2 separate regions of the Homo sapiens genome follow, and region 2 is linked to region 1. A link is a loop called in an ENCODE intact Hi-C map of the cell type or tissue named here. Cell type or tissue: GM12878. All regions are shown on one strand. Each heading gives the region's core, and the rest is flanking DNA. Links, peaks and the distances in the headings are about the cores only. Region 1 has its middle 12 kb from the start of ISX. Region 2 overlaps LINC01399 (long intergenic non-protein coding RNA 1399).

Region 1 (2,813 bases), core at 284-2,783:
TGAGTCTCTATCCACAGCCATGTTAGGGAAACTTCTTGGAAGCAGATTCACTGGCCCCAGTCCAGTCTCTGGTAATCACAGCCCAGCCTACATCCTGACAAAAACCTCGGGCAGGATCTTGAGTTGGAACCACCTAGATAAGCTGCTCCTGGATTCCTGATCCTCAGAAACGGTGTGAATAATTAAGCCCTGGGTAATTTATCACAGAGTCACAGGTAAGTAATTCACATGCATTATATTTCTACTGAGCAGCATTGATCTCAAGCTAAAAACAAACAAAAAAAAACAGCAAGCCTCTAGAGCAGACATTCTTAACCGTAGCTGCACATTAGAATCACCTAGAGAACTTTCTTTAAATTACTGCCGCTGGGGAACCACCCCAAACCAACTGAATCAGGAGGACTCCAGGGGGAGAGACCTGGCACTGGTATTTTTTTTAAGTTACCCAGGTGATATTAATGTGCAGCCAGGGTTGGGGTCACGCTCTAAGGAAACACTTCTCAAATGTCACAGTACTTAATTCCACGTATCACCTAGGGCTTTGCCACTCAATGGGTGCAGGCAAATTACCTGGCCGCTTGTTAGAAATGCCAGGTCTAACCAAACAAGCGTACAGAATCAGAGTCTGCACTTTCAATAAGACTCTGGAAAATTTCAATGCACATTGAAGTTTCAGAAGCAGGGATTTAGGGTATCACTTTGAAACTGGACCTCAGAAATCTCACCCTCCAAATTCCTGCTAAGGGTAACCATCCCCAGAATATGTTCTCCCTGAAAGATGTATTAGCTTGAAGTTGTGTGTGAGCTCTCTCCCCAAAGGATTCTGACATAATTAGTGTGGGTGGGGCCCAGCCACAGAGAATTTATGGGGGTTTGTGTGGTTTTTCTTGAGACATGGTCTCACTCTGTCACCCAGGCTGGAGTACAGTGGCACAATCATGGCTCACTGCAGCCTCAACTTCCCGAACTCAACCATCCTCCTGCCTCAACCTCCCCAGTAGTTAGGACCACAGAAGCGTGCCACCATGCCTGGCTGATTTTTCTCTATTTTTTTGTAGAAATGGGGTCTCACTATGTTGCTTAGGCTGCTCTTGAACTCCTGGGCTCAAGTGATCCTCCCACTTTGGCCTCCCAAAGTGCTGGGATTATAGGGATGAGCCACTGTGCCCAGCTTTGTGAACATTTTCCCTGGGTGATTCTAAGCTGCAGAATCACCTAGCTGGGGCCTTGGAAGCCACCATCCTGAGTGAGCATAAGACAGGACTGAGCCCTCCATCAGTCCTTTCTCTGGGTCTCTCATCTCGCCACTACAAGTCTAAGTCAAGAGATTAAACATGAACTCTACAAGCCAACTGTCCCATCTAGGACTTTTCTGAAGAAACAGCCATTTCTTCCAACTCTAGAGAAGAAAAACTTGCCACCTGGGACTTCCCCAGAGCCAATGCACACATCTCAGTAAGGTACTTACCTAAGGGACTTCCTGGAGTACTGTAATTCTAACGTTCATAACCTTGAGTCACATCCTTGAAAATGAATCCCCAACAAGATGCAATATGACTATATAGCAAGATTTAAGTTTTATATTGATTATTGTGCCACTTCCAAACCAAACCCCTTTTCACACAGCTAACAGTGGCCGCAGTTTAAGAATTGTTTTACTTCTTTATTCATTTGTTTTGGGTTTTTTTCTGACATTATTTATCAAACCAAGAATGAAGGACAAAATCCACAGCTACTCAAATTAAAATGAACTAAAAGCCAGTTTTAATTTTCCGACAACCCCATCAACAGTGGTAATGGAGTGTACCCAAGGTGTCTCTCAGCATTTCAAGAGTTTCTCAAAAAAGCAATTTTCAGCAATTTGCAAGTTCCATTCCCCTTTTCTCAACAGCCCCATCTTTTGAGATGCAACCATGAATTAATAGCCTTAAGCATGGCAATACCAAGGGTTAAGATGGGAGACATATTATCACTCTGTCTGTGGGTGAAAATCACCATCCTAAATTTAGTAATAAATAAGAAAGGCTAACTGTAATACAATTTACAGCACTGACTCCTTCAAACTACTTACCATAGTTTGTAACTATTTTATCACTTCTCTATTTGTTTATCATTAGTGTCCTCTCTGATCTATGACCACATCAGGAGCCATGTCGGTCTGGTTCAATATATCTCTCCTACTTAGTGTAGTGTCTGACACATAGTAGGCACCAAAAGAATGTTTGCTGAATGAAGGGTTGAGCGGATAATTTCCCCAGATTCATGCCATGTGCTAATGCTTAGTGCTTTATAAATCCATTGGTGAAAGTTTGTCTACTCAGCTTGACACATCTGTTCATAAGGAGATGATCTATGGTAAATTAGTTCTACTCCAGAGCAGTTTAAATGGGACCCTGAAAATCCTACGCCAACCCTGACATTCTGTTCTTCAGACATTATTATGACTAACTTGAAATATGTGATATAAATGGAGGCTTTTAACCATCATACACAACTCAAGGTCCAAGCAGCCTGAACATAACCACCCAGAGGGATGTGAGTCCACTTTGAGTCAAGTCCAGACTCTCTGGTTGCTAAACCCTGAAAGGGTTTTGTTCTATGTTCTATGTTGTGCTCTGAGCATTGTAACTCTCTCCAGGATCTGCCCAGCCTGCAGGGAGGAACCAGATCTCTTTCCCAAGCAAGGGGGCTTAGAACTCGGCAGGCTTCAAATGTTCTCAACAAAATCTGGGGTGAAAAAGAATCAGTCAAACATGAGCTCAGAATGACAGACTAAAGTATCTTGGTTTCCCTAGGAAGCCATGTCAAATGCA
Region 2 (2,813 bases), core at 96-2,595, 170 kb after region 1:
AAAAAAAAAAAGAAAGAAAGAAAGAAAAGAAAAGAAGAGGAAGAGACACTCAGAGATCTCAATTTCTGTTTGCACATGCACAAAAGCAAGGCAATGCAAGAACACAGCAAGAGGAAGCTGTCTGCAAGCCAGGAAGAGAGTCCTTACCAAAAATGGAATTGGCTTGAACCCTGATCATGGACTTCTAACCCTGAGAACCATGAGAAAATAAATGTCTGTTGTTGAAGCTTCTGCCCACTCTGAGCCTTTGTTCATCCTTCCTCCTCTGCACTTCAGTCCCTTTCCTGACTCAGGTGCACCAACACTGCTCAAATCTCTAAATGAGCATCACCTCCTCCATCAAAATGTAACCCAGGATCCCCGGATTTGGGGATACTCATTGTCCAAAAAGTACCCAGTTGTAACTGTTGCATTTTGAATTTTTGTTGTTTCAAAAGTTTCAAAAAGAAGCCTAACCCTGGCAAAACCAAAACTGGTTAGCTCCAGAGATGCCTGAATTCGAGTGAACTTTGGGGAATTATCCTCATCACCACACTAAAAAACCCCATCCAGGGAGGAGCTTATTGGCTGTTTTCTATGGATGTGACGTCCATAGAAGCATGCTCGGCAACTGCACCTGTACATATAATGGCTCAGCTAATCAGCCTAATAAATGCCCTGTTTTCACCTTTGTTTGGGGACGCACTGCTTTGGGCACTGTCCCCAATGTCCTCCTTCCTTGTTGCAAGCAATGAAATCCCTGTGTTAAATCTTCCTTGGTTGTGGTCATTGGACTGCCACCCACCTGATGTGTGTACAACAGAAACATTCCTGACTCCTTACATTGAGCTCTGTATGGGTATCAGTAACAGTGGTAGCAACAACTAATATTTATTGAGCACTTACTATAATCAGGCTCTCGGCTATGCTTTTTTATTTTTTATTTTTTTAAGACAGGGTCTCTCTCTGTCGCCCAGGCTGGAGTGCAGTGATGCGATCTTGGCTCACTGCAACCTCCGCCTCTAAGTTCAAATGATTCTCCTGCCTCAGCCTTCCAAGCAGCTGGGACTACAGGCACGTGCCACCACGCCCAGATAACTTTTGTATTTTTACTAGGGACAGGGTTTCACCATGTTGGCCATGACAGTCTCGAGCTCCTGACCTGAAGTGATCTGCCTGCCTCAGCCTCCCAAAGTGCTGAGATTACGGGCATGAGCCACCATGCCTGGCCTCTGCTATGCATTTTATCCCCACTATGTCACCTCATCTTCACATCCACCCTTAGACAGACAGTATTTCTAGCCCCATTTCATAGATGAGGAAACTTAGGTGAAGCATCTTCCCCAACCGAGTAAGTGGCAGGGCCCAGATTCCAACGCTGCTGGTCTGACTGCAGAGCCTGCAACCTTGCCTGCTTTTGCAGCATGCTAACATTCACTACCTGAACTGTCTGCTGCTCTGTCCCCACCATCAGACTTTGAGTCCACAGGACAGGGACCTTGTCTGATTCACCCCTGTATCTCTGCACCTTCAATGCCCCACACAATGTTTGGCACATCTGGGGCCTCACAAAGGCTTGAAGAATGAATGAATTAATAAAGGAATGAATGAATGCCTCTCCTCACACTTGTAGCCACCTGTCACAGTGATCAGGAAATATCCAGTTCCTTTGACTGTGGCTACTCACAAAGAATCTCAGTGTGGGATAATGGAAGTTACAGCATGTGCCGTCTGTCCACACAGACTCCAGTCTCCATGCGTGCATGTCTGAGTGAACAGATAACTCACGCTGAGATTTACTTAGAAGGCATTTAATTCAGCTCACACTTCTGCCGACCAAGCCTATTACTTGCAGAAATCTATTCCATGCATTACCATTTTGATTTCCAGTGCTGAGACAGTGGTGGTTTGGTAGCATCCTTTTTTTATTTTTTCTCCTCTCACCAGTTGAGTTACTGTCTGTGTTTGTGGAATAAATTGCTATACATTGAGTTACCAACACTCTAGAATGGGGAAATATATTCTCAATGCTCTATGGGCAGCTGACAACATTATGGAAATACACAAAGTGTGTGTCAAAGTTTATGTGAATGGTGATGAGTTGTGATGGATGTTGGAAGAATGGGGGGTAGGATGGGGGGTGAATAGCGGTGCCCTCAGAAAAAGTGACACTCTCCATGTACCCTTTTCTTCCCACTGCAGCTGGCCTCAGCTTCTCAGACAGGAGTTTTAAAGGTGGAAAGTTAGGGTCAGACAAACAGGAGGAGCTGGTCACTGGAAAAACAAGTTTGGACAATAAGATAAACAGCCCCCAGAGTCCAGTAAGCATGATGCTGGGGACACTGTAGGTGCTCTACTTGTACTTTTTTATTATTCTTTTTTTTTTCTTTTTGAGGTGGGGGTCTATGGAGTCTTGCTGTATCACCCAGGCTGGAGTGCACTGGTGCAAACTTGGCTTACTGCAGCCTCCACCTCTCAGGTTCAAGCAATTCTCCTGCCTCAGCCTCCCGAGTAGCTGGGATTACAGGCGTGTGCCACCATGCCCAGCTAATTTTTGTATTTTTAGTAGAGACGGGGTTTCACCATGGCGGCCAGGCTGGTCTCAAACTCCTGACCTCAAGTGATCCACCTACCTCATCCTCCAAAAGTGCTGGGATTACAGGCATGAGCCACCGTGCCTGGCCTTTTTATGATTCTTACTGGGTCCTGTGTGCCTTTGCTTCTAAAGGCTGCACCCGCTGAGTGTCTCTGGAAGCCGGCCCTTGGGCACCTTCACAGGCCCCTGGGTGCAGTCCTGAGCCAACAACCGTGTAGTGTGGGAACATGAAAGGCCA

What was found. Peaks named below come from ENCODE experiments on the same cell type or tissue, not always from the same donor. Only the 100,000 strongest peaks of a DNase experiment are listed, where the experiment ranks them.
Region 2: it touches region 1 in a loop (2.2-fold over the local background); 8 of 110 quality-filtered maps call a loop at or near these places.

What each region holds. Positions count from the first base shown.
Region 1 is chr22:35,052,788-35,055,600 of GRCh38, forward strand. No RefSeq gene overlaps it. Among named protein-coding and RNA genes, the nearest start is that of ISX, 12 kb to the right of the region's middle. In GM12878, for the core only: no CTCF peak of the experiment used is centred there; a DNase peak (open chromatin) is centred at 1,465; H3K27ac peaks cover 2,123 bases.
Region 2 is chr22:35,223,462-35,226,274 of GRCh38, forward strand. All of the region lies in intron 1 of LINC01399 (long intergenic non-protein coding RNA 1399), which reads right to left. Among named protein-coding and RNA genes, the nearest start is that of LINC01399, 6.2 kb to the right of the region's middle. In GM12878, for the core only: no CTCF peak of the experiment used is centred there; no DNase peak of the experiment used is centred there.